2 separate regions of the Homo sapiens genome follow, and region 2 is linked to region 1. A link is a loop called in an ENCODE intact Hi-C map of the cell type or tissue named here. Cell type or tissue: lower leg skin. All regions are shown on one strand. Links, peaks and the distances in the headings refer to the core of each region. The heading gives the core; the rest is flanking DNA. Region 1 holds the start of FCRL6 (Fc receptor like 6). Region 2 has its middle 47 kb from the start of ACKR1.

The links. Peaks named below come from ENCODE experiments on the same cell type or tissue, not always from the same donor. Only the 100,000 strongest peaks of a DNase experiment are listed, where the experiment ranks them.
Region 2: a loop joins it to region 1, with 6 times the contacts of the local background. A loop is called at or near these places in 2 of 110 quality-filtered maps.

The regions. Positions count from the first base shown.
Region 1 is chr1:159,801,797-159,814,803 of GRCh38, reverse strand. It overlaps FCRL6 (Fc receptor like 6), which reads right to left and starts at 12,444. Exons shown (of 10, transcript NM_001004310.3): 1 at 12,349-12,444; 2 at 8,188-8,208; 3 at 6,360-6,626; 4 at 5,559-5,843; 5 at 5,121-5,402; 6 at 4,588-4,710; 7 at 1,250-1,315; 8 at 512-583. The coding sequence starts at 12,379. It overlaps LOC105371464 (a long non-coding RNA gene), which reads left to right and starts at 7,774. Exons shown (of 3, transcript XR_922195.2): 1 at 7,774-12,266; 2 at 12,657-12,856. In lower leg skin, for the core only: no CTCF peak of the experiment used is centred there; no DNase peak of the experiment used is centred there.
Region 2 is chr1:159,244,010-159,260,637 of GRCh38, reverse strand. No RefSeq gene overlaps it. Among named protein-coding and RNA genes, the nearest start is that of ACKR1, 47 kb to the right of the region's middle. In lower leg skin, for the core only: no CTCF peak of the experiment used is centred there; no DNase peak of the experiment used is centred there.

The DNA.
Region 1 (13,007 bases), core at 2,652-10,651:
GGACCAGCCTTTCCCCCATCTCTGCCAACTGACTCTGATAGCTGTGGCTGGAGCCCATGGTCTTCTTGACTCCATCTTATAGTGGAGACTGTCCTGTTTAGACTTAGACTCTGGAGCAAAGGAAGACTACATCATTTTTTCTCTCTTTTCTTTGTCCTTCACATTGTTCAGGAAAGGGCAAAAAACTCCCTGCACTTATCATGGTAACAGTGTGGAGGAGATGATGTTGAGAATGGTGAATATAGTGGTCATAGTGGTGTTTGTGGTGAGCGTGGTAGTGGAGGAGATAGGTGGTGGTGGTCATGGTAGCATTGATGATGGTGTGAAGGTGAAGGTGGTAGTGAAGGAGGAGATGGTGGTGACAATAATGGAGATAAATATGATGGTCTTGGTGATAGTGATGGTGGTCACAGTAATGATAAAAGTGGTAATGACAGTGGTAGTGATACTCTCATTGTAGGTCCAAAACTTCTGTTTGCAAAGGTACCAAGTTTGGCCTGAGATCACTCACCTTCACTCCTCTTTGAGGTTCTATGCACCACAGAGTAGACAACACCTTCATCTTTCCCTTTCTGGTGATGCACTGGAAGAAGGAATGAGGCTTAAATAGGATCCTCCTGACTCTCCCACCTCATGTCATAAGTGTCCTGAAGACATGGAGAGAAGCCCATCAGGGGCTCTGTTATGGTGATAAGTGGCAATGAGGGTTGGTCACTAATGTGGGGATAGCCATCATGGCAAGGGGAGTCAGGCCCCCTTAACATTTTTTTTTTGCAGCTTCCCTAGCCCTGACACTGTTTAAACCAGAGGTTGACAAAATTTTTCTGTAAAAAAGGTGTACATATTTTTGGCTTTGTGAGCTGTATAATCTCTGTCACAAATGTTAACTCTGTAATATGAAAGCTCTCAAACAAAATAAACCAATGAGCATGTGTGTGTTACAGTAAAACTTTATCTACAAAAACAGGCAGTGTGCTGGGTTTGGCCCATGGGCCACAAGTTTGCCAACCCTTGGTCCAAACCTTCCCTGCCCCGTCTCCTGCAGCCCTGGCTCCCTTCCCACCCCCTTCTCCCACCACCAGCTCCACAGCACTCCCTCTTCATGCCCTTTCTAGAAGCTGTTTGTTTTCCTTCCCCAGATCACTCCAATTCCTGAGATACAGGGCTCTGGAGAGCTCCCTTCTTACTTCCCTTAAGAAGCTCTTTTTGGCCCACATGGGCACACCACCATCCTGCTGGAAGTCCTTACCGTTGGCATATAGTGGGCACTGCTCTCCACCTGGAGCTGTGGGTGGTATCTGGGATGGAAGGGGCCCTAGGAGATACAAGGGCATGATTCACTGGGTGTCCCTTAGAGGGCAGGTGGGACAGGGGACAGGAAAGCTGTGAGCAAGAATGACAAGGAGGCCGCTGGAGGTTTGAGGCTGGTTTGGTTAGGAGGGCTAGTTCACAGGTCTGGACATGGTTGATTTTTATGGGATGTTTCCTTTGAAAAATACCCTAGATGGCTCCATGGGAATCACAAACTAGGAGGAAGTAAGGTCAGCAAGAATGGATCACATTTTTGCATGAAGAGGGCCTAGGCTTACCAGTCAAGCTGCTTTTCAGAAGGAAAAAAGCTAATAACTTTGACCATACACTATATGCCAGACACTGGGCCAGGCAATCCAAATAAAATATAATCTTCCTAGTAAAGCACCTAACCAGTGACCAGCACATAGTTGGATTTCAAAAACACCTCTCTTCCTAATTCTTTGGCGTCTAATGGTTTTCACAACCATCTTGCAAAGGTTGATACTTTTATCTCCATTTCATAGATGAGGTGACTGGAGCTGGGAGAGGCGACTTCTATAAGGTCACAGTAAGTAGTGGAGACAGAATCTTAATCCAGGTTTGCATGCCTTTTCTCTACTAGCATGCTGCCTCTGGAACAGCAGGTGCTTCCAGAACTTTAAAGGTAACTCTTGGGATAGGAATTGAGTCACATGTAGATTTTAGAACACTTGGTTCATGCCTGGTGCCCAAGAAATACTCATTACTCTAAGAGCTAGAAAGCATCAGAATCACTGGGTAGGATATGTGGAAATGGCTCCTTCTGTAAAATCAAGAGGGGATTTATGGAGACTTAGACAGATCCCCAGTGATTAAGCATTCTCCAACGCTCATTCGTCAGGGCTGAGAAATGAGCCTCAGTTTCTAAGTCTCCATTCAATGAAGAGTTCCATGAGTTTGACAGAACTTTGTTTTACGGGATGTGTGACAACTGGTAGTAAAAGGAACACTTTTAAACAAGCACAGCAGAACCTGTACATGCAGGTGAGTGCTACTTTGAAGTGGACCCCTTGCATGACCATATCCTTGTTCCAGTAACACCATCATTGGTCAAATGTTCTAAAAATTGACTTTGGACATGACATCTGTAGACTGTCTTTGGCGGTGGCATATTTCTGTTTGCTGAAGAACAGCTATGCTATTTGGAAATGGTTGTGAGTCTCCCAGAGCTGGGTGTGGAGAACAAGGCTATTGATCTGGCTGTTTTTCCTGCGTAGCTAAGGAATTGGTCCTGAAAGTGACTTTCTGAGCAATATTCTAAAGAATATTTTGTGCGCCTGAGATTCTGAGATATTAAGATCACCACCAGCAGTCCTGTTTGCATGAGAGACAGGTTCCTTAGTAAAATGAAGCCCACCTGCTCCAAGGTTGGCAGTGGGTGTGGTGGTGATGGTTTATAATCTCTACATCAAGAGGATGCTCTTTTGTTCCCTGTGAAAGGTATCTTGTTCTTGAGGATCTTTCACTAGTGACCACTCTTTCACCATCTCGTCTGGGGCTGGGGAGGGAGGCAGTTGTGCTACATTACTCTGCCATTGCTCTGCATTTAATGCTTTGACTCAGAGGTGAGTGGACAGAAACAGAAACACCTGTATTACCGAGGCCAGGCTGGGCCCTTTGGAGGAGGATTTATTAGACACAATGACAGCATAACTCACAGATCTTTGGTTTGTGGTTCCCTACTCCGGCTGCCTCCCCAATAGCTCTGGGCATCCTCTCCTTTTCCCCCACTATGAAAGAATACCTTAAAGCAAGTCTAGCCTGTATTGAATCCAGACTCAAGACTAGTGAGAAGGGTGGGGATGGGAAGTTGTATGGACAAAGACTACATATTCAAAAGGGGAGAGGAAGTTGAAGTCTGGTCCAAGCCTTAACTAGGCACCTGGTGAGGCAGAGTGTTGGGACTAGGGGTGGGAAGAGACCTTTTCAGGTACCCTGGTGGATGCAGGAAGGAATGCTTTGAACATATGACTGGGTGGTCTTCCTTAATTATCAGGCTGGTCCAGCTCCTAGAAAACTCATCCCAAATTTCTCAACAGAGGGAGCTGCAAACTTAAATAAGTACATCTAGCTTTGGAGGTCTATGAGAACAATCACTTTTGTCCTAGACAAGCAGAAAATAACATTGCCCCTGCAGAGGAGGAAGTGGGGTTGATTTGAACCTCTGTAGGTGGATTTGAAGCACTAGGAATCATAGCTTTGGCACTGGTAGCCATTCCTTATATGTGTGTGGCCTGAGGCGAGCAAAGGTTAGAGTTGGAATAAATGCGTGGCCCCCCAAACTAATTGCTTTGAGAGCCAACATTCATTCTTAATTATCACGACTGTGACAGGAAGAAGAAAGTCTGGAATATCAAAATAAATAGATAACTTGAAATGTCGTTTATCTGATTGTTTTCCTCTACATCAGAATTTTAACCAACCTTTTTATTTTCAGTGATTTTGATTAGAAGCATTAGAGAATGCACAGAGGAGAAAGGGCAGCCTGGGAACCTGCTGGGGTGATCTTCTCAGATTAGAATGAGAATTTACTGAGCACCCACTATGTGCCAGTCTAATACATGAGGTATTAGATAAATGTTATCTCATTAACTTAAACCCTTACAGCATCCCTGGAAAGGAAGCTGATTTAGTGAGTCTTACAGTGAACTGGCTCAAGGCTATGGAACTAATGGTAGTGTTGGGAACAGGCCATTGCTCAGTCTTGTCTATCATATTTCCTTTCTGATAGTTAATATCCTTTGCACACTCTGCTACAGTAAAGTACTGTACAAGATGAGTGTGTGTGAGTGAGCCTATGCATACACACTGTAGTTCTGTCTTCTTTCTCCTCTGCTAAGCAGATCAGAGCTCTGCTGAGCTCAATGAGAGAGAGAGGTGGAGGCCTTTTTTTTTTTGCTCATATTCCTAGCCACAGATTGTCTTCCAAATGTAAAGGATACTGACATACCTCACGTTTGGCTTGTAATAATTCCTTGGTTTATGTTCTAATCATGCCTGAGTGTGCGGTTGTGTGTTTGTGTGCATCTCTGGATGACTGTGAGCATGTGAGCAAGTGCATGTGTGTATATGTTTTGGAAGCATTAACTGTCCTTCCATGTGCCCCTTTGTGTGACACAGGAAGAGAAGTCCCCCCTGCCACTCCACACCCAGGAGAAGAGAGTGGCTGGTCCTGTCAGACTCTGGCTTTCCAAAGTCTGGGCAGGGCCTGGCACAGGGATTCAGCAGCTAAGAAAGCCAAGAGGAGTTACTGACCAGCTTTTCTCCAGGATCTCACATAAACCAGAAGTGCAGCAGCAATAACCATCAGGCCAAGCAGGCTCGCAGGAAGCCAAGGAACCAGCCAGTTGCTGGCGGGAGTGAACAAGACTTGAGAACCTGGGAGCAGGGAGAAGAAGGTGGCCATGAGCACTGAAGATAAAATTCGGAAATGCATTCTAGCCTGGCACAGAACAGGCAGAATGACTGATATTAGGGGAACCGTCTGGCCTGGGGGAGCCTCATAGATGGGCATGAAGGATGGCTCAGGGGATGGCAGCAAGGATGATGGTGACACCACGAGTGACCACGTGACTGCTCCCCCCGTGAGGCTCCCCACTCTCCATGGACTTCAATATTTCTCTGCCAGGCTCAGTGGACAGATGGACTAATTAGGGTCCATGCTCAGTCATGCAGTGGCTGCCATGAGTCCAGCACTGTGCCAGTCGTGATGGGAGGTACACAGAGGGTGAGATCTGACCCCTGCCAGCTTGCTGGGGCTCAAAGCTCTGTTGGAGAACAAAACACACCCTTCAGAGACAGCTTCTTGGGCTCACTCCTCTCTCTGGAGACACTGTTCTCAGCCTCGCAGGAGTAGTTCCCAGCATCCTGTTCTGACTTCACTGGGAAGAGGAGGGAGGTGGTTCCACCACAGGGAGCTGAGTGGTTCCCCACAATCTTCTCATCAAGGTAGAAGGAATACAGGATCGGAGGGGAGCCCCTCTGTGCCTCACAGAGGAGCTGCACCATGTCCCCCACAGCAGGGTCAGCAGGCCCGTGGTGCAGAGTGAGCACAGGACGGGATACAGGAGCTGGGACACACATGGGGTGGGAGGCTCAGCCTGACCACCCAGGACCCTGGCTCCCTCCTCTCCTGGGGACCCTTCCCCCAACTCCTTTAGTCCCAGGGGATCCCACTGCCTGACGCCCAGGGCCCTGGGGGCATCTCCACTCTCTCGCGCACTTACCCTGCACTCTGACCTCCAGCTGGGGGCTCTGCTTCTGGACCTGGCCACCCTCAGGGGCCACCTCACACCAGTAAAGCCCAGAGTCTCCCTCCTTGGCTCCCGGGATGCAGAGTTCTGGGTGAGGGCCCCTGTCCTGCAAGGTGTGGCCGTCCTTGTGGAAGGAGAAAAGGAGCCTCAAGGCTGACCTCAGGGGGTGCAGCTTTGTCTGACATCTCAGGGTCACCAGGCTACCCTCTCGGGGCTCAGGAGAGGGGATGGCACTCAGCACAGGAGGTGGAAACAGCTCTGGGGAGATGCAGGCCCAGGACTCAGGAGGGGAGTCCTGGATGATGAAGCCCCAGGAGGCTGAGGCCTGAGCTTCTACTCATCTCAGGCTGCAGCCCGGGGACCCCGATGGGAGGCAGTTTCATCCCTAGGACCCGTCCTCTTACCCTCACCCACAAACTCTGAAATGACTCCCACATAGCCAGGCCCTTCTGGAATCTTGGAAGTCAGAGGCAGAGGGGGCCTTCGAAGTCCTCTAGTCCATAGAGGGGAAGGGTGAGCCTGGACTGGTCCAGGGTCTTCCCAGTGCCCCCTTCCCAAGAATCTCCCCCCTCCTTCCCCTGGCTACATGTGTCCCCCATGGTGGGGAGAGGGGGGTATTGAGACAACATCTTGGGAAACCTCGGGGCCCCACACATTGGCCCAGCATGAGGGGCAGCCAGAGACAGGGGTCCAGCCCAGAGAGCTACTGACCTCTAGAAACGGGACCCTTGAGCAGCACCTCCTGCCCCACAAACTCCCAAGCTGGTGACTCACCTTGGACTTGAACCATGGCAGTCTCTGAAGTTTGTGTGAATGTCTGTGGAATATACATCACCTGCCCAGAGCAGCTGTACTGGCCACGGCTCTGCACTGTTGCTGCTCCCATGGACAGAGTCTGGTTTTCCTTAGAGAAATGAAGGAATTTTCCATCTCTGTAGAACTTCACCTGAGACAGTGGTGTATTCTTCCATCCCTGACATCGCAGAGTCAGGGCATCTCCTTCAAACACAGGGTTTGGCCAGGCTTGGAGGTACAGCCAGACTGCGAGACAGAGGAACAGGGCAGCCCTGGAGCTACAGGTCCCATCAGTCACTTCTCTCCCTCTGTCCCCCAGCCTAAGGCCTCCTGCTGGGGATGGAGGCCCTTGGATGGCACTGGTATGGTGTCACTGTCTCCAGTCCTTCATGCCGACCAGAGAAGGGCAGGACCTGGACTTCCTTTACTCCTCCTTCCTTTCCTTCTTCTCTCCTTCCTCTTCCCTCTTTCTCTTTATTCCTTTCCCTTCCCCTCCCCTTCTTTCCTCTCCCTGTGTCTTCTCTCTGGCTTTCCTCCCACCCACCCTCCTTGTCTTCTTTTATATTGCACTTTCCTGTCTGCCTTGCCAAGCTTGGCTTAATTGCATTCATTCTGTTCATTGTCTTGCCTCATTCCTCCTGACTCAATTCCCTCCAGCCTAGATTGGCTTCTCCTCCTGTGGCTACCTAATGTGACACTTTCTGCAGCCTTCACTTCTGATAATAGCAGCATCTGTGTCCACCAGAAAGCAGCTGGTGGGGCATGTTGGAGGTGCCACAGCCTGAGTTCTCTCCCTCCTGTCTTCCTCATTGGGCTTCCTTAGGCCCAGCCTCCATCTCTACCCTCAGCAGGGCGTTTCATCTTCCACCACTCTTATGGAAGGGATCTGTTCTCTCTGTCTCTATTCCTAAAATGTATTCTGTGCACTGATGTGAGCAGGAGAAGAGCTCCCAGGGATCCACCATCACCTGCAGGGCAGGCTGAGCCTGTCCCCAGTCTGTATCTGTCCCCAGCCTGTATCTGTCCCCAGCCTGTATCATCTCTTTGATAAGCCAGACACCCCCATTCCCAGACAGCCTTCTGAGCAGGCCTGATGGCCTGAGACTAATGAGGAGTAACAGTTAGGGAGCCCCAGCACATCCTGCTCTTGCCTGGATCTTCTGGATCCTTAGGACCCACTCTCCTCACCCTGGAAGTAACGATGCTCACCGCATTACCGAACAGCAGGTCTTGCTTCCACTACTGCTTTTTCTAACAGCACTAAGTATTGGTTTGAATTATCTCCCCCTGGAATCACAGAATATGTCCTTGGAGGTCAAGATTTCATAGATCAGAATTTTTTCCTGTTTGACAGAAAGCTCCATGGAGGTCAGTGTCACAGAATGGGCTGGAGGGAAGGGGATCTGAGGAAGGAAGGAAGACTGATCAGCAGAAAAAGGTGCCTGCTGCTTCTCTGAACATAAAAGGAAGGAAGGGAGTCCCAGTCTTGTTGAGTTGAGAATATAAGAGCTCCAGAACCACTTGAAGAGAAGACAGAGGCCACAGACACTTTTAAGGGTATAAGATAGAGGCCTAGAGTCCCACTGCTGAGGCTTGTGTCACCCTAGGACTACCCTTGGCCTTAGACTAGTGGAGTTCCAAGTTCCTCCTTTTCCTAGGAACTGGCCAAGACTCCTGAGGAAGGGGCCTAGTCTGGTGCTGCTCTGCAGATGTTTCTGGGGGACCCCATGGCACTGTCCTGTTCCCATCCAGTAAGTTTTGGCCCATAGACATACTTTGAATTAGAAGAGACATGGACACAACTTACCAGTTTTCCCAACACAGGGAACTGCAAGAGAACAAAGTAACACAATTAGGTTAAGTAGCAAAAAGAGCTTTCTGACAAGGAGGCCTGTCACTTCAGCAATGGGGACTTACACCCATTCAACCAACCACCCGGCCACCAAACCTCCTAGCCACCCATCCACACAGCCATCCAACCATCCAACCACATAACCACTCAACCACCAAACAACCCAGCCATCAGCCATCCAACCACCCAACCATCCAACCATCCAACCACCCAACCACCCAACCACCCGGCCACTTGACTACTCAACGTTTGTGCTGGACGTACTCCCTAGAACTCTTTGCCCTATCACAGTTCAAATGTTGCCTTCTCAAACAGGTCTTCCCTGGGACTCCAATCAAAAGAATTTTCCCCAATCACTAAAACAATGCCCCATTGTATTATCTTCAAAACACTTATCACTATTTGAATTTATCTTATTCATTAAATTGCCTACATGTTATCACCTCTCTCTCTGGCTAGAATATAAGCTCCATAGTAGCAGGGACTCTGCTTATTTTACTCATTGCTATATTTTCTATGCCCAAGACCTGTGCCTGGAACATAGTCTGTGTTCAGTAAGCATCTGCTGAATAAATGCATGAATGTTTTCCTTTGCATCCCATTGTACGAGGTGGGAAGCAAAAAGTAGAAAACATAGGACTAGACTCTTGTACGAATGTGCCTGAGGGTCCTACCTCCAACATCTACAGGAGAACCCATATAGCAAGGGCAGGACCTGATTCTTGTGGTCCCATCTCTCCACAGAGCTCTGGCAAAAAGGGTATGGAAGTGACCAGACTGAGGAGGATAAGTCCCCTGAAAGAGTAATCATTAAAGGATGTGAGACATTATCAGGCAGCATGGATGAATGAGAGAACTACAAACAAACTGGATGCATCCCACATCATGCTTGCATCTTGGATGTGCTACATTCATGTTTTTAAATGAGTGAATGTGTGAGAACAGGTGACCTGGGAAGAGGGGCCAACTCACAAAATGATGACAGATATGGTTAGATAGGTTTGAATAGCCCAAACAATGGAAGACCTGAAATTGAAGGTCATAGCTGGATATGAAGCAGTGAAGAATCTTCTGGACTTTGGGGCAAGGTGTGAAACAATGAATGAATGTAGGGCTGAGTGCAGTCAGTCCAGCCAATCCTCATACATTTACTTGTGTCCTGCATTGCTGGCATGTCCTAGGTATTTTACATAACACCAAAAAAAAAATGCAAGAATGGCCTTGGGAAGGGTGGGTGAAAACCCTCTAAGAGCAGATGTTTGGCTCTGTCACATGGTATCATCTTTGCTTTCTACACTACTTTGGACACAGGTGGAATCTTTCAGCTCAATTCTCTATTCAGCTCAGGGTCAGCTCAGTCATATGCTCTCAAGAGTGTGCAGAACAATGAGTCTCTTCTTTATCATCCCTCCATCTCCACCCCTAACCCCCATCTATGAGCTCGGTGTAGTGGAAAGCATGCAGGATTTGGAATCAGATGACCTGGACTTGAGTCATGAATTTGCCTCTTTCTGTACGACCTTGAACAAGTTGTCTAAGTTCCAAGAGCCTTCAATATCTCATTCTGTCATATCACATAATAGAAATGATAATAGTCATTTTTTTCTTACAGTGTAGTTGTGAAGGTTATGTTGACCCACTGCCTGGGAAAGTGGTTACTACATTAACTGAAAGCAGAAAGAAGGCCTGACCTCAGAGTGACAGAGACCTTACTCTGTAGTTATGTCTTCCTTCCCTTCCCCACCTCACTGGAAAACAATTGTGCAGCTACAAAGTGCTAAACAAACAGGGTTGAGACTACTGAAGCCAAAAACAAGACAGAAGGCACTCAGGAAGCATAGATGCACTTAAAATGAGCTCCTGTCCCCAAATCTCAATGACTTGCTCCCCATGGTACTGCAAGATCTTGGAGGTGGGATTACAAAATTGGTTTCTGCAATCAAAACAGCAGCCAACTGGGAACATACACAGGGGGTGACACCTGCTTACAGCAGTTCCTGCAATGAGGGCCCAGGGACCTCCATTAGCTATAGGCTGAAGATGAGGTGACAGTATCATGAAGTGGCCAAGAGCTATGGTCAAACCAAGTTGCGTAATAGAATTCCGAAAAATGAAGGCAGGAGCCCCTGCCAACTCTAGGAGCAGGATAATTTCCTCTTAAAGTTTCTGAGGGATCGGGAGATATTTATCTGGGAAAGATGCAACAGAGGAAAGACACAAAATACTTGGTGGGCTAAGCTTAAAAGAAGGGGGAGACTTATTCTGAGTTACTTTATAGGACAGAAATGGAAACTAGAGGGATCATGGAGGCAGATTTCGGCTCAACATGAAGAACTCTCTCACCACTGAGCTCTAGCACTGTGGAACAGGCTGCAGTGCCAAGCTGCAGCAGTCACATTGCTGGGAGGGCTGTATGGGACCCCATGACACCTCCTATGGACGCTGTGTGAGAATGCGGGGAGCAGCCTCCAGTGGTAGGAGGGAAGTTGGCTAATGTTCAGCTCAGAAGAAAATTAAGCCTAATTTCCCAAACTTTAAATACATATTTCACATTCAGCCAGGTCCCCACATGCTCAATGTCAGGATTCCTTTCCTCCCGGAGCCCTGACAGCCAATAATAGTAATAGCCACCAATTTATTATGACCACACCCTGCTCTTGAGAGAGGAAATAGCAGCTCTACACTTATGGTAAGATAAATGTTGCTACACACCCAGCCCCAGTGTCTGTGTTTTAGGCTGTTTTTCCAGGGTCCCTGAGCATCAAGTGGGACCAAATTTGCTGGTGCTGGATTCTCCATTACACTGTGCACCAGTCAGCCGGTCACTGATTCCCTTCCTCTCCTCATTTGCTGTCTGTCATCCTCGTCCTGGGTTCCAAGCTGGAACACTCTCAGACTGTATCTAGACAAGTCCAAGGGCTGTTCCTTTTACAAGGTAGTGCCGGTAGTGCCATTTGCCCCTGGGAGTCTTCTGCCTGGAGTATATCCAGGCATTAGGCTATCCTGTCCCCGCCTCAGTGTGAGCATTAGACCTTTTCATTTGTCCAAATGGCCATTCATAGAACACACGAGTAGCATGCTATGCTGGAGAAGGAACATTGAGTGGAAGGGGCATTTTCCTCACAGGGTCAAATTCTCACAAACTCTGTCCAGGAAGAGGTTATATTTAGGAACAGTTTTGCTTTTCTAGTTCAAGGAATACAAATAGCAAGCAAGCTATTGGGACCAAGAATTAAACAAAAAGTAGGTCCACTTGGAAACTGTAAAGTGAAACAAAATATATGCCAAATTATTTCTTTTAGGTATAAGGGGGGTGACACTGGCTGAGACTGAGCTGGGTCTGGGGGAGCCCAGTGACCCTCTGCGTGCAATCCTCTACCCTTAGACCAGCTCTCTTAGTTACAAGTAGCCTGCATGAGAAGAAATGGAGAGAAGAGAGAGAGAGACATGGATCAGACAATGGAGTTGATTCTTCAAACCAGCCCCATGGATCTGAAACAGCTCCCAACAGAGAGAAGATGTAGGCGGAAGAGAGACAGTCAATTTGAAAAGGGCTTTGGTTACTCAGAGCACAGGCCTTTCAACCAGGTGAGAGGTCTGGCCATTGTTACCTGGTTCTAAGAAAATGCTGAGGCTCCATAAAAATATGTCACCCTGTAAAATTCCACCTCCCATTGCTGAGCAAAATGCCTGGGACTGTTTCCCCTCATTTCCCTGACTCCTTCCCTGTTGCCCCCAGCAGCCTCCTTCCCTCCTGCAACCTCCATTTCCTTTTGAGACAGCTCTGATTAGTATTTTAACCTGATGTCACAAGGTAGAAATGTCATTGGGAAGTTAGGGGACTTTGTAATGTGATTTTCTGCCTCCCTAATTTATCTCTGACATATCAAAGGGCTGCGCTGCCAAGGACCCAGGACTACGGGGTAGGAAACACTGAGGAGTTTCTCCTACCCCAGTGCCCATCTCTCCCAAGCATGCCCAGGTGCACACACCTGTCTTGAGCTCCAGCCACAAACCCACTGGAATTGGGAAAGGTAAGATGAGGAACTTGGTGTCTCAGGGATGACTTACGGTCCTTAGTGCTCCAAGAGGGGATGCCCATGCTCGTTGACTTACCAAAGAGCAGCACAGCCGTCCAGAGCAGCATGGGGCCTGTTCTGGCACAGCGGAGGGAACACAGGTCAGAAACAGGTCAGGGCGAAGCCGGCAGAGAGCAACCAGGCCTCAGGACCGAAGGTGGGTGGGTGGCCTGAGCTGGGTGGTGCTATAGCTTGATAGCCAAAATAGGAAGTGGAAAAGAAACTTACAAAGCTCTAATTGATATTTCCTCTTTGGTTGAAGAAGTATTACATGAATAAATTTTCCTGAACACTAAGTATGAAGGAGTCGGTAAATCACTAATAAATCCCTGACATTTTCTGCAGCTTCAACAAGCCTATGCCAGGGAACTAGGATGGAACATGGTTATGGGACACCTCCATTAGAAAGGTCCAGAGACTGCCCGAATTTGCTTGGCTTCAGCGTCATTCAGCCTGGGAGACAGCGCAGCACTGTAAAACTAAGATCATCTACCCCTTGACCACCGAGTGACCTCCCAGCTTCCAAGGAGCTCCTGTCTCCAGAGGTAAATGTGTGTGGATGCTGCAATGCGATGGAGAAGTGGAGCCCTGAGGATGCTTCACAGGATCCTCAGTTCAGGAGGGAATCAGACATCGATGAGTCTGGAGTAGAACACAGATGGAGCTTCGGCATCTGAGGCTTTTAAGACTGTCAGT
Region 2 (16,628 bases), core at 4,103-12,102, 560 kb after region 1:
ACTTATTTTTATTGTAGTTAAATGTACGCATCTGCTGAGCCTTACATGAACTTATAGACTTAAGGTTCTGGTTAGGCTCAGAGGTGGATGTAATGAGAAGCTAATAAAACTTCTCTCTCATTGGCACAGACCGCTTATACAAAATCATCTTTTCTCATTCTAACTAAATATTCATGTATTCAAAATCTGAATCCACCCTTTGTAGGTACCTGTACAGAGAACTGAAGTCAAATTCTGGTCTACCTATTTTACTTGATGAGAAAAAAATCCTGGTTTTAGGATTTTATCTTAGGATCTTGTCTCAGAATTTTATGATGTGATATATTTTTAAAAAAATCACAAAAACAATGCCATTTAAATAAATTTCTTTCTTCAACCACTTGTCCCTCCTCTTTGGAGCAAATTGTCTTTTCCATAACAAAATGCCTATTTAGGCCACAGTGTTGTAATGTTGAGCTCCCCCTTCCTCTCCCTCCTGCACACCCCAGGTCCTTGTTTATAGAGTAATAAATATGCAAAGATATTTTAAGTTTCTCTGCATAAAAATTAACCTGGATTTTGGTGGTCCTCTGGAAGTAGAGAAAATAAGAGAGGAAGAGCTGCAGGAAGAGGTTGAGTAACATGACATAGATGACAACCTATGGAGAAATGTGGTACAATGAGAGATTGTAATGAGTGGTGATGGTTAAAGAATTTTAAGAATTATCGGATATTAATATAGAAACAGTTTGCAGTGTGGTGCTGTAATGTAACCTTTCTTTATCCTTTCCTCCTACAAATTCTGCTATTAAAAACAAGTATCTGGCCGGGCGCAGTGGCTCATGCCTGTAATCCCAGCACTTTGGGAGGCCGAGGCGGGCGGATCACGAGGTCAGAAGATCGAGACCATCCTGGCTAACACGGTGAAACCCTGTCTCTACTAAAAATACAAAAAATTAGCCGGGCATGGTGGTGCCTGTAGTCCCAGCTACTCGGGAGGCTGAGGCAGGAGAATGGCGTGAACCCGGGAGGTGGAGCTTGCAGTGAGCTAAGATCGTGCCACTGCACTCCAGCCTGGGAGACAGAGACTCCATCTCAAAAACAAAACAAAACAAAACAACAACAAAAAAAAAACAAGTATCTGCTGGACTGCTGCTTTGTGGCAAATGAGGAAAATAGGCTGAGTTCCTCTTCTGTGTTGGAGTGGGATTAAAAAAAGACAATAGCCGCAGGAAGTAAGGTGAAGGGAGGTGAAGTGAAATCAAGAAATCAGAACTAGAAGGAAGCACACAAAAGACACATGCACACGTATGTTTATTGTGGCACTATTCACAATAGCAAAGACTTGGAACCAACCCAAATGTCCAACAATGATAGACTGGATTAAGAAAATGTGGCACATATACACCATGGAATACTATGCAGCCATGAAAAATGATGAGTTCATGTCCTTTGTAGGCACATGGATGAAATTGGAAATCATCATTCTCAGTAAACTATCGTAAGGACAAAAAACCAAACACCACATGTTCTCACTCATAGATGGGAATTGAACAATGAGAACACATGGACACAGGAAGGGGAACATCACACTCTGGGGACTGTTGTGGGGTGGGGGGAGGGGGGAGGGATAGCATTAGGTGATATACCTAATGCTAAATGATGAGTTAATGGGTGCAGCACACCAGCATGGCACATGTATACGTATGTAACTAAACTGCACATTGTGCACATGTATCCTAAAACTTAAAGTATAATAATAATTTAAAAAATAAAAATAAAAATAAATAAAACTTCTAGTGAATTTTTGAAAATTATAAGAGGATTTTTTACTTCCCATCAGACATAGATTAGTAGATTTGAACCAATTTTAAGGAATTATATGTGTATGTCAAAGGACAGGTTGATTTCAACTGACATCTGTGATGACTATGTATGTGAAAGAATAAGCATACATTTAACAACCAGCATATAGTTTAGTAAATGTTGAGATTACCTTCCCTGGGGTACTAGAGGGGATATCAATGAGCATTGGGGAGAGGAAATGGTCTTCCTCTTTGGAAAGATGTAGAGTAGCCACAGCATGGAAAAGCAGAATTATCAGTAGAAGGAGTACCATGCTAAAAGCTGGGAGACTTTGGTTCAAGTGACAGCTCTTCCATTAATACAAAGTGACTCTGAGAAGTTTATGTTTTAAATTCTTTACACGCAAAATGTTCAAACCACTATCTCTCAAATGCTGGCCAGCCTTTTAGGACTGAGCCCTTCCATTTATCTTTCTTACAGGACATCCATTTTTGTTTTATTTTGCTTTCAGTAGGTGGTCTATTATTTCTGCCATCAGTAAGTGTTTTTGATCATAGCCATGGCTTACTGACTATATATAATACACTCTTTTTTTGGCATTCCGAAGTATTGCCTTTTTTTCTTCCCCCCAAAAATTCTTTGATTACCTTGAATATGATTTTTCCCCTATCCAGACAGAATGCTAATTCTTCAGGGTCTTCCTGATTCTTCATCTCAATTAAGTCCTAAGCAGAGAAACCTGTTGCCACCAACTTCCATTGACAGAGAAGCATACCAGACTTTGAAGATAACTATGTCTCTCAAATATCCAAAACTCCTACTAAAAGTTTTTGTTTCAAATGAGTTTATTAACTTCAGGGATGGGAGGGGAAAGTATTTAGTAAGGATCAGAGATCATCCAAAATGAGGTTGGTGTAGAGTAGCAACCGAGTCATGAAAGGCTTCTTATCAGTAAGATCAAAATTCATAGAAATTACTGATTAAACACACATTTTCTCATTCAGCTTTGCAGTTAAGATGAATTGGCTTCCATTGTATCAGGTAACTGTTTTATTTTACTGGGAGTTCCTTTACATTTTTTATATTGACAAGAATTAGTTGTTAAGTGCTAGTATAAAATATAGATAGTATGCTTATCAAATTGTTATCTTGGGTTTATTACCTTTAGAAAAGGGTTCTGTTTATTACAGGCATTCCTTATTTTATTGTGATTCACTTTGCAGATATTGTGCTTTTTACAAATTGAAGGTTTGTGGCAATTCATAAAGCAAGTTTTTGGCACCATTTTCCCAACAGTGTGTGCTCACTTCATGTCTCTGTTTCATGTTTTGGTAATTCTCATAGTATTTCAGATGTTTTCATTATTGTTACATCTGTTATGGTGGTCTGTGATCAATGATTTTTGATGTTACTATTGTAATTGTTTTGGGGCACCATGAACTGTATCCAGGTAAGACAGCAAACTTAATCAATGAATGTTGTGTGTATTTCCCCCATCTCTCTCCTTCTCCCCCAGCCTACTTATTTCCTGAGACACAACAATATTGAAATTAGCCAATTAACCCCACAATGGCCTCTAAGAGTTCAAGTTAAAGCAAGAATAGCACTTCTTTAACTTTAACTTAAAAGCTGGAAATAATTAAGCTTAGTGAGGAAAGCATGTCAACAGCTAAGACAGGTCAAAAGCTAGGTCTCTTGTGACAAACAGTTAGCAATGTTGTGAATGCAAAGAAAAAGTTCTTGAAGGAAATTGAAAGTGCTACTCCAGTGCACACACAAATGAAAATAAAGCAAAGCAGCTTTATTGCTGATATGAAGAAACTTTTAGTGGTCAACATAGAACATCAAACCAGCCATAGCATTCCCTTAAGCCAAAACCTAATCCCGGACAAGACCCTAACTTTAATTCTGTGAAGGCCAAGAGAGATGAGAAAGCTACAGTAGAAAGTCTGAAGCCAGCGGAGCTCTCTGGTTTTATTTTTGTTTGTTTTTCAATGTGTGTCTATAACACAAAAGTGCAAGACAAAGCAGCAAGTACTGATGTAGAAGCTGCAGCAAGTGATCCAGAAAATACCTAATTGAATAATTGAAGGTGGCTACACTAACCAACAGATGTTCAATGTAGACAAACAACCTTACATGGGAAGAAAATTTAATACAGGACTTTCATAGCTAGAGATGAGATGTTAATGCTCGACTTCAATGCTTTCAAGAACAGGCAAGCTCTCTTGTTAGAAGCTAATGCAACTGGTGATTTTAAGCTGAAGCCAATGCTCATTTACCATTCTGAAAATTCTAGAGCCTTTTGGGAATTATGCCAAATCTACTCTGCCAGTGCTCTATAAATGGAACAAAGCCTGACCAATAGTGCATCTGTTTACACCATGGTTCACTAAATATTTTAAGCCCACTGTTGAGACCTACTGCTCAGGAAAAAAAAATAAGATGCCTTTCAAAATATTACTGCTCCTTGACAATGAATCTGTTTACCCAAGAGCTCTGATGGAGTCATTTCAAAGAGATTAATGTTGTTTTCATGCCTGCTAACACAATATTCATTCTGCAGCCAATGAATCAAGGAATACTTTTTTACTTTCAAGTCCTATTATTTAAGAAAAACATTTTGTAAGGTTATAGCTGCCATAGCTACTGATTCCTCTGATAGATCTGGGCAAAGTAAATCGAAAATTTTCTGGAAAGGACTCACCATTCTAAGTGCCATTAAAAACATTTGTGATTAGGAGGAGGATCTCAAAATACCAGCATTAATAGCATTTTGAAAGAAGTTTATTGCAATCATCATAGATGACTTTGAAAGGTTCAAGACTTCAGTGGAGGAAGTCACTGAAGATGTGGTAGACAAAGCAAGACAGCAAGAATTACAAGTGAAGCCTAAAAATGTGACTGAATTGCTGCAGTGTCATGACTAAAGTTTAATGAAAGAAGAGTTGCTTTTTATGCATGATCAAAGAAAGTAGTTTCTTGAGATGAAAACTACTCCTGGTGAAGATGCTGTGAACATTGTTGAAATGACAACACATGATTTAGAATAGTACATAAACTTGGGTTATAAAGCAGTGGCAGGATTTGAGAGGATGGACTCCGATTTAGAAAGAAATTCTACTGTGGGTAAAATGCTATCAAACAGCATCATATGCTACAGAGAAATCTTTCATGAAAGGTAGTCAATCAATGAGACAAACTTTATTGTTGTCTTATTTTAAGAAATTGCCAGAGCCAGCTCAGCCTTCAGGGACCACCACTCTGATCAGTCAGCAGCCATCAACACTGAAGCAAGGCACTCCACTAACAAAAAGATAACAATCCACTGAAGGCTTAGATTATTGCTAGCATTTTTAGTAATAATGCATATTTTAATTAAGCTATACACATTTCCTAGACATAATGCACACCTAATAGAATACAGTATAATGTAAACATAACTTTTATATGCACTGAGAAACCAAAACAAAATGTGGCTTACTTAATTTTTTGAAGGGTTTTTGGTGTCTCTATTTCCTTCAGTTCTGCTCTGATTTTAGAGCATGTGTTATGTGGTGATGAGAAGAATATATATTTCTTGTTTTGGGTGGAGAGTTCTGTAAAGGTCAATCAGATTCATCTGGTCCACTAATGAGTTTAGGTCTTGAATATCTTTGTTAATTTTCTGCCTCAGTGATCTGTCTAATACTGTCAGTGGAGTGTTGAGGTCTTCCACTATTATTAGGAGATATCTATGTCTCCTTGTAGGTCTCTAAAAACTTGCTTTATGAATCTGGGTGCTCCTGTGTTGGGTGCACATATATTTAGGATAGGTCCTCCTGTTGAGTTGAACCATTTTGTAATGCCCTTCTTTGTCGTCTTTTATGTTTTTTGGTTTAAAATTTGTTTTGTCTGAAATTATTATTGCAATCTCTGCTTTTTTTTCCTGTTTTCCATTTTGCTTGGTAAGTTTTCCTCCATCCCTTTATTTTGAGCCTATAAGTATCATTATGTGTGAGATGGATCTCCTGAAGACAGCATACCATTGGCATTAGGTCTTGCTTTTTTATTCAGCTTGTCACTCTATGCCTTTTTCTTTTCTTTCTTTCTTTTGACAGAGTCTCACTCTGTCACCCAGGCTGCAGTGCAGTGGCATGATCTCAGCTTACTGCAACCTCTGCCTCCTGGGTTCAAGTGATTCTCATGCCTCAATCTCCCTAGTAGCTGGGATTTCAGGCATGCACCTCCACACTCAGCTAATTTTTTTCTACTTTTAGTAGAGATGGGGTTTCACCATGTTGGCAAGGCTGGTCTTGAATTTCTGGCCTCAAGTGATCCACCTTCCTCAACCTCCCAAATGCTGGAATTACAGGCATGAGCTACCACACCCAGCCTCACTCTGCCTTTTAAGTGGAACATTTAGCCTGTTTACATTCAAGGTTAGTATTAATATGTGTGGATTTGATCCTGTCATTGTGCTGTTAGCTGATTATTATTTTGGCTTGTTTGTGTGGTTGCTTTATGTTAACACCAGACTGTGTGTTTAAGTGTATTTTGTATTAGCTGGTAGTGGTTTTTTCTTTCTATATTTTGTGCTCCTTTCAAGATCTCTTGTAAAGCAGATCTGGTGAGAATGAATTCCCTCAATTTTGCTTACCTGAAAAACATCTTATTTCTCCTTCACTTAGGAAGCTTAATATGAAATTCTTGGTTAAAGATATTTTTTTCTATAAGAATATTGAATATAAAGTTCCCAATCTCTTCTGGCTTGTTTCAGGTGAGAGGTCTGCTGTTAGCCTGATGGGGCTCCCTTTGTAGGTGACCTGCCCTTTCTCTCTAGCTGCCTTTAACATTCTTTTATTTCTGATCATTACGTGTCTTGGGGATGATCTTCTTGTGTAGAATCTTGGAGAAGTCCTCTGTATTTCCTGAATTTGACTGTTGGCCTCTCTAGCAAGGTTGGGGAAGTCTTCATGAATGATATCCTGAAATATGTTTTCCAAGTTGTTCGCTTTCTCCCCGTCCCTTTCAGGGATGCCAATGATTCATAGTATGGTCCTCTTTACATACTCCCATACTTCTCAGAGCTTTTGTTCATTATTTTTTATTCTTTTTTTTTTAACTTTTATTTTAAGTTCAGTGGTACATATGCAGGATGTGCAGGTTTGTTACACAGTTAAATGTATGTCATGGGGCTTTGTTGGACAGATTATTTCATCATCCAGGTATTAAGCCTAGTACCCATTATTTATTTTTCCTGATTTTCCTCATCCTTTCCCTTCTCCCACACTCTGCCTTCCAGTAGGCCCCAGTGTGCCTTGTTCCCCTCTATGTGTTCATGTGTCCTCATCATTTAGCTATCACTTATAAGTAAGAACATGCAGTATTTGATTCTTAACCAAATTTTGGTTTCTTAACAGAAAGCCAACTGCTACATGTTCTTACTTATAAGAACTGTACTTTTAAGAACTGTCTGTCTATTTCAGAGAACTAGTCTTCAAGTAGTGATGTTCTTTCCTCTACTTGGTTTATTCTGCTGTTAATACGTGTGTTTGCATTGTGAAATCATTGTATTGTGTTATGGAGCTCTGTCAGACCTGTTATGTTCTTTTTAACACCAGCTATTCATCCTTCAGCTCCTGTATTGCTTTATTGTGATTCTTATTTTCCTTAGACTGGGTTTTGCCATCTCCTGAATCTCAATGCTCTTCATTGCTATCTGTAAAGTGTCATTTGCTTGTCTCCTGGGGGCTCCACCCCAGAGAGATGCAGGTCAGCAACAGCTCAGTGCAATCAGCCCAAGGTGGAGGGTTATAGAGGGAAATGTGTGCCAGGGGTTCCCTGACTTACAACAACCAGTCAGGGGTGTGGGGAACCTATGGGAGATGGACTGGCCTTCTCTCCTTGGGTTGACCACAGCTTGTTGGAGATATGGATAAGGCACTTAGGGTCTTTGCTCCTTTGTCTAAGGATGGCAAGGGCAGTTCCATTGCAGACGTAGTAGCAGAGGCTTTCAGTTGCTCCTGGAGGTTCTGTCCAGAGCATTGCCAAGTTGTTATTGGCTCGATAGCTCTGGCGGGGGGTGGCTGGAGGCCTGGGCGTGGTGGACCTGCCTGGTGAGGACATATGGGAATGGGCATCCACATAACAGTCTGGCCACTTTTCTGCAGGGGTGCCATGGTATGCTTGGGGCCCATTCCAGTCCCTAGTCAACTTGGATTTTCCACTACCTGGAAGTATCACCAGTGAAGGCTACAAAACAGCAAAGATGGCAGCCTGTCCCTCCCTCTGGGAGCTTTGTCCCAGGGAGGTTGCAGGCCCAAAGGCACCTGTAGGAGGTGGCTGGAGACCCCAGTTGGGAGGTCCTGCCCACTGAGGAGGAACTGGATTGGGGGCCCACTTAAAAATACTGTCTGGCCATGTTTTGGTAGAGCAGCTGTGCAGTGCTGGGGATCTGCTTCAACCCCTGGTCACCTTAAAAACTCCAAAGTCTGAAGTCTGGAATGGCTAAGTTGTCCAAACAGCAAAGATGGTGGCCTACCCGTCCCTCTGGGAGCTCTGTCCCAGGGAGATTACAAATCTCTGTCTGCCAGACAACACCAGTGGGGGTGGCTGGAGGCCCTGGTTGGGAGGTCCTGCCCAGTGAGGAGGAATGGGATTAGGGACCCACTTAAAAAAGCAGTCTGGCCATGTTTCGGTAGAGCAGCTGCGCTATGCTGGAGGATCCCTTCTGCCCCGGTCAGCTCAGACCTCCAAAGCCTGAAGGCTGAATTGGCTAAGTTGCCCAAACAGCAAAGATGGCAGCCTGTCCCTCCCTCTGGGAGCGCCACCCCAGGGGGAATAAAATATCTGTTGAGGCAGAGTGCGGTGGCTCACGTCTGTAATCCCAGCACTGTGGGAGTCCGAGGCAGGCAGATCACTTGAAGTCGGGAGTTCGAGACCAGTCTGGCAAGCATGGTGAAACCCCATCTCCGCTAAAAATACAAAAAAAAATTGGCCAGGCATGGTGGTACATACCTGTAGTCCCAGCTACCTGGGAGGCTGAGGCAGGTAAATGGCTTGAACCCGGGAGGGGGAGGTTGCAGTGAGCCGAGATCACGCCATTGCTCTCCAGCCTGGGCGATAGAGCAAGACTCCGTCTCAAAAATAAATAAATTAATAAATTAAATAAAAAAATAAAATCTCTGTTGAGGGGCGAACATGAGTGGGAGTGGCTGGAGACCCCAGTTGGGAGATCCTGTCCAGTGAAGAGGCATGGGATTGGAGACGCACTTAAAGCAGCAGTCTGGCCACGTTTTGTTAGAGCAGCTGTGTTGTGCTGTGCTTGGGGATCCCTTCTGCCCCCAGTCGGCTTGGACTCTTCAAAGTCTGAAGGATAGAATGGCTAAGGCCCTGGAACAGCGAAGATGGCAGCCTCCCCTACAACTCAGCTCCTTCTTAGAGAGGTGCAATGCGGCTACCAGTGGCTGGCTGGAATTCCAAGCCAGTGGGTCTTATCTTGGGAGGTGCTGTGGAAGTGGGGCCTGCAGGCTGTCACTGCTCAGCCTCTGGATTCAGCCTCTTTCCTAGGGGTATGTATGGGGGTCTAATCTTTCACTTTGCTGGAGCTGCAGCTACTTTTGCCGGAAAGCCGGACTATTTAAGGCACCAGGGTCTCCACACATGCCTCAGCGGCTGCTCTGCCTAAACTCCATATAGCTCTGTCTGTCAGATTGAAGGCCCTGCTGGGATGGGCTCACAAGGAAGGTTGCAAAGATCCGTGAGAGAAGCATGGTTTCCTGGGGTCGCACATTCACCACTTCCCTGAGTGGGGAAGTTTCCCTGGCTCTGTGCTGCTCCCTGGTGGGTCGTTGTCCTGTCTTGCTTTTCTTCATTCTTCGTGGGTTAAGTTGTTTCCTTGATTACTCCCAGTGCAAGTACCTGTGTGTTTCAGTTGAAGGCGTTGTGTTTACTCTCCCCTTCTGTTCCTCTCTGGGCAAGCCGTGCACACTAACTGCTTCTAGTCAGCCATCTTGGCCACCCTCCTGTTCTTCCTCTTTTTAGGTAGATCCCGGTTCCTGAAACATAATTTGCCCTTATGCCTAGAGAACTGCTTTTAAAATTATTTTGGGGCCAATTTCTTGGCAATAAATTCTTTGTGATTTTGTTGAAAAAGATCTTTCATCTTTGAAGTGTATTTTTGATGAATGCATTATTCTAGTTGGGTGGCTTTTTTTCTTTCCAAGTTTTAAATATTTGTCTTCACTCTTTTCTTGCTTGCATGGTTTCTGACAAGAAGTCTGCTATAATTCTTATCATGTTCTTTTATAGGTCAGATGATACGATTTTTCCTCCTGGCTTTTTCTAAGATTTTTTTCTTTGTCTTTGGTTTTCTGCAATCTGAATGATATGCACACCTCTCGTATATTTTTTGGTATTTCTTCAGCTTGTAGTTATCTGAGCTTACTGAATCTGTAGTTTGAGGTTTGTCGTTAACTTTGAAAAATTCTCTCTATTATTACTTCAAATATTTCTGTCTCTTTCTTCTCCTTCAAATATCCCAATTACACATATGTTATACCTTTTGAAATCGTTCCACAGTTCTTGAATGTTCTGTTTTGTTTTTTGTTTTCTTCATTTTTTTTCTCTTTGTACTTCAGTATGAGAAGTTGGTCTATCTTTAGGTTCACTGATTCTTTTCTTACTCATGTCCAGTCTACTGATGAGACCATCAAAGACATTTTTTTAATCTCTGTTACAATGTTTTTGATTTCTAGGATCGCCTATTATTGTTCTTAGAGTTTTAATCTCTGCTTTTATATTACCCATCTGTTTGGCAAGTTGTCTACTTTTGTCATTATAACTCTTAACATATTAATTATGTTAGGTAATTATCAGATAATTATGTTATCTGATAATTCCAAAATCTATGTTATATCTGACTTTCTTTCTGATTCTTGCTTTGTCTCTTCAAACTGCATTTTTCCTTGTCTTCTGGCACATTTTGCAATATTTGTTGAAAGCTGCACATGATATATTGGGCAATAGAAACTGAAGTAAACATGAATTTAATGTGAAGTTTTATGTTAATCTGGCTAAGATTTGGGCTATATTTAATGTTTGCTATATCGATAGAGGCCAGAGACTAAATTCCTCTAGTATCCTTGTTTATTCTACTCTGTTAACTTTGAGATTCCCTAAGTACTCCTCTTCAGAGAGAGTTTAAATCTTGCAGCTCTTTTAACTGTGACCCACCCTTATACCAGAGTCCTTTTGATCTGACAGTAAGGTGTGGGAGTGAGGAGCATTCTGTAATCTTATTATTAAGTCTCACTCTTTTAGTGGGCCTGTGTTCCTGGAATGTGACCTTCACAAGGGTGTCTTGTCCTCTCTCCTCACTCAGGTGAAATAGGAATGCTAGAGAGGGCTAGAGTGAGAGAAATTATTTTCCCCTAGGTGGGATAAGGCTCTGATAAATCTTTACCCCTGGAGAGTAAGTCTTTGCTATGAAGAACAGTCAGGTTGTATTCTACAAGTTATTCTTTCCCTCCTTCTACCTGAGCCATGAATTTTTTCTGACCGCTCTTCACCATAAGAACACTGTGTGGTGTCTGGAGATAAAACTCACAAAAGTATGTGGGTGCCCCTAAGATTGCAGCACCTAGGAGTTTCTCATTCTCAGGATAATTCTCACATTAGCCTTCTGAAATTTGTCAAAATTGTTGTTTAAGTGTTCCAGTTTATGGCTCCAGGGCTTCCCCAGCAGTAAGCTGTCTTCATGTGGTTCTCTGGATTCACCTGTTTTTCCAGATTTAGGGGTGGCAATTTGCCCTGCAATCTCAGTTTTCTGAGGTATTCATGAAAAGCTGCTAATTTTGTTTATTTATCTTCTTTGTTGTTGCTGTTGTTGATAGAATGGAACTGATGACTTCTAAGCTTTTGCATGTTGGAACTGAAAGCCAGCTAATCTACTTTTGAAGACCAGATTTTTTACTACCTTTTTAAAGGGTGCTGTATTAGGCTTTTCTTGCATTGCTATAAAGAAATACCTGAGACTGGGTAATTTATAAAGAAAAGAGGTTTAATTGGTTCTATAGGCTTTACAGGAAGCATGGTGCTAGCATCTGCTCAGCTTCTGGGGAGGCCTCAGGAAGCACAATTATGGCAGAAGGTAAAGTGGGAACAGGCACTCCACATGGCACAAGCAGGAGGAAAAGAGAGAGAGTCAGCTGGGGGAGGAGATGTCACACACTTTTAAATGATCAGATCTCATGGGAACTCAGAGCAAGAGCTCGCTTATCACCAAGGGGATAGCCTAAGCCATTCATGAGGGATCCACCCCCACAATCCAAACACCTCCCTCCAGGCCCTACCTCCAACACTGGGGATCATGATTCAACATGAGATTTGGCAGGTACATACATTCAGACTTTGTGAGGCACTCTGCAATTTGGCACAGGCTAGCTTTTTCTTAGAATAAAATCCAAGGAAAAATATCAAATCAATACAAATAATACAATAATTTCAGAGTTTCTGTTAACATCACTTCTTCTTTGAAGCTTTATTTGAAGTCTTCAGCTCACACTGAGCTCACTTCAGTCTGGGTCTAAATTCTATTTTTTGTTGTTTTTTTTTTCACTCAACTTTCACTTAACCAAATACTATCTAGTAATAGTTGACTAATGTTTTTGGATAGATGGGCTGTCTCTTTAAATATAAGCTTTTCATGGGAGGCAAAATATTTTATACAACCATCGTATCCCTAGTTGTGCTATCATATCTGTATACTAGACAAATGGGGAATATTAAATTAAATACTTAGGGTGGTCCAAGTTTTGCAATTTTTTTTTTTTTTGGACGATAGTGAGGCTTCATCAGGTTTTCAGGACAGAGGTATGTCTGGATCACCTCAATTTATAGATTATTATTTTAAGAATAGGTGAGAAGGAAGAAGAGGATAAAGCAGCCAAACATTTGGACCCCACGAGTGGCTGACACATTATTCATTACTACTTCAAAATACAACAACAAACGTACTCATTTCAAAGTAGGTGCGATAAACTAATAGCAGTTCTATAAGTCTTCCATGTGGGCAACTCAACTCTTCCCTCTTTGCTTCTCCCCTCACTACATACTTTCTGCTTAATTTTTTCCCTTTGTCTCACTCTGTATATATTTTATTCATTGATTAATTAATAAAGATTTAGCTGGTGACATCAGCAAGATAGCAGAATAAGAGGTCACAGGCTTCACTACCCCCCATAGAAAGTTCAACTAACAATTATCCACAGACAAGGATGCCTTTGTGAAAACTCCAGTACTTGAGAATAAGCTTGAGAAAACAGTGTGGACAACAGAACTAAATAAAGACCACAAAAGGGGTTAAGTAAAATGGCCTCACTGATTGCATCACCCCATCACCCCTGCCCATTCCATGAGTCAGCAAAGTACCACACAGAGAGGATTCCCCAAGGCTCAGTTTCAACAGTGGGAAAAGAGAACTGGAGTTGGACATCCAGCTTCCCTAGAATTCTGAGACGCTTCCCAGGAAGCCCGCTGTGGTCTCACCTCACAAGGAGTACAGCGGGTAACAGCATGAACACTGAACAAACCTTGCTGATAGCTCTGTGTACCTTCCAGTGGTGGTACCTGATCAGAGATACAAGCCAACAGCATCACCTACCCACAAAGCTGAGCTGGTCACTCCCAGAAGTGATGGAAAGTCCTACCTAGCTTGAATCCCTAGATGGCGAGCCTCCAGGCTTAGTCTCAGACCCTACCACAAGGCCCTCAACCCAGGGAGAGAGATGCTTGTCCCAGCACAATTTGGAAAAGAGTGGGATCCAGTTTATACAGCATTTAGCACAGCCTCAAAGCTTGCCCAAGACCCTGTCCAGGGATGGAGACAACCAAACAGAACACTTCAGCAAAGTGCAGTGGCTAGTTCTGCCACACTCAAGCATGCTCCATTTGAGCAGCTACTCTGCCTAACCTCAGAGCCAAGCCTGAAACCCCATCCAGCTGCAGATCTCAAACAACAGTACCACTTGGCCAGAGAATACACCTTGTGGCCCAGGCTGATCTGAGATCATTGCAATGTACATCCAGCAGATCTGTCTGATTGCATGTCTCAGCCAGTGGTCTCTCCTGACAGATTAGCCCAACCAGCAGCCACACCCAAAATCCAAGCAGCTACCTAGAGAACTCAAAAACAAGCTCTGTCTGCACAAGATTATTACCAGCTGGTCCATTCAAAATCACAGGTTAGACTAAATAAGGAAAAGTCTATCCCTGTCAAAGAATTCTTGTAAAATCTGGAAGAGGTGGTTGTCTCTTCAAATGTGCAGACACCAACATAAGGGCACAAGAATTAAAAATAATCAGAAATTCATGGCATCACCCAAATAAACTAACAAATTAAACCCATAAAAAGGTTCACCAAGACACATAATAATCAAACTATCAAAAATAAAAGACAAAGAAAAAATTCTAAAAGCAGCAACAGATAGGAAACACATACAAGGGAGTCCCAATACAACACTTCACAGATTTCTCAGTAGAAACGCTGCAGGCCAGGAAAGAATGAGATGATATATTTAAAGTGCTGAAGGGAAAACAAAACAAAACAAAAACAAACAAACAAACAAAAACAGGAATATTTTACCCAGCTAAGCTATCCTTCAGAAATAAGAAATTCACCACCACTAGACCTGCCTGACAGGAATTACTAAAGGGAATTCTTTAAGCTGTGTCAAAAGGCCACTAATTAGTAACACAAACCATATAAAAGCACAAAACTCAATGATTAAGTAAGCCAGAGTCATATTTCAGAATACTTTGGACTGAAATGGTGATGTGTAAATAAATGTTACCTCCAGTATGATGCTTAATAGATATATCTATTAAAACAATTATAACTGAAATTAGTTGTCAGGGAATAAAAATTACAAAATAATATAAATTTTGACATTAAAAACATATAGTGGAAAGAAGTAAAAGCATAGAGTTGTTGTATGCAGTCAAAGTTGTTTTCTTCAGCATGAAATAGACTGCTATTAGTATAAGATGTTTTATACTAATAAAGCCTCATGGTAAATAGAAAGTAAAAAGTTCATGGTAAATAAAAAGTAAAAAGTTATTATACTAGATGTATAAAACACAAATAAAAAGGATTCAAACCATACTATTATAGAAAACCATCAAACCAAAAAGGAAGACAGCAACAGGGAAAGAAAGAAAGTATATACAAACAATAAGCAAACAAGTTATAAAATGATAGTAGTAAGTTCTTACCTACGAACAGTTACCTTGAGTGTAAATAAATTAAATAATTCAATAAAAAGACATAAAATGATGGAATGTAACTTTTTAAAACCCAAATATATGCTGTCTACGAGAGACTTGTCTCACCTTTAAGGATACACACAGACTGAAAGTAAAGGGATAGAAAAAGATATTCTATGTAAAGGAAAACAAAAAGGTAGAAGGCGTAGCTACACTCATATCAGACAAAATAGTATTTAAGTTAAAAACTGTAAAAAGAGATTACAAAGGTCATTATATAATGATTGAAATGTCAATTAATCAAGGGGATATAACAATTGTACATACATGTACAGACATATACACCAAATATTAGAGCATGTAAATACATAAAGGAAATACTAAAGGATCTGAAGGGAGAGAGCAATTGCAATACAATAATAGTAGGATATTTCAATAACTCATTTTCAACAATAGACAGATTATTCAGACAGGAAATTATTAAACAATCATAGGATTTGAACTACACTTTAGACCAAACAGTACTAAAAGATATATAGAAAACTTTTCATCCAAAAGCAACAAAATACATTGTTTTCAAGCACACCTGAAACATTCTCCAGGATATATCATATGGTAGGTCATGAAACAAGTCTGTATAAATGTAAGAGAATTAAAATCATATCAACTGTCTTTTCTAACTTCAATGTCATGAAACTAGTAAACGATAACAAGAAAATCTTGGAAAACACACAAATATGTGGAAATTAAACAACATGCTCCTGAGCAACCAATGGGTCAAAGAGAAAAAATCAAAAAGGAAATAAGAAAAATCTTAAGACAAATGGTAATGAAAATACAACATACAACACTTTTTGGGTATAGCAAAAGCAGTTCTGAGAGAAAAATTTATAGCAAATAATGCCTATTTTTTTGAAGAACCATCTCAAATAACCTAGTGATACATCTCAAGGAACTAAAAAGAAGAGCAAACTAAACTCAAAGTTAACAAAAGAAAGAAAATAACAAAGACTAGAGCAGAAATAAATGAAACAGAGACTTGAAAAACAACAGAAAAAAGTCAATGAAACCAAGAGTTGTTTTTTTGAAAAGTTAAACAAAATCAACAAACTGTTAGCTACACTAAGAAGAAAGAGCGAAGACTCAAATAAGGAGAATCAGAAATGAAAGAGGAGAAATTGCAACTGCTGCTACAAAAATACAAAGGATCATAACATATTACTATGAACTATTACACAACACCAAATTAGATAACCTAGAAAATGTGTAAATTCTCAAACACATAACACCCAAGACACAATAATGAAGAAACAGAAAATGCAAACAGACCAATACTGAATAAAGAGATTGAATCAATAATAAAAAGTCACCCATCAAAAAATTCCAGGATCTGATGACTTTCCTGCTGAATTCTACCAAACATTTCAAGAACAAATACTAGTTCTTCTCAAACTTTTCCAAAGTCAAAGAAGAAAAATTACTTTCAAACTCTTTTTACAAAGCTAAAATCACCCTGATACCAAAACCAGGCAAGAACATTACAGAAAAAAAATTACATGTCAATATCCTTGTTGAATGTAGATGTAAAACTCCTCAAC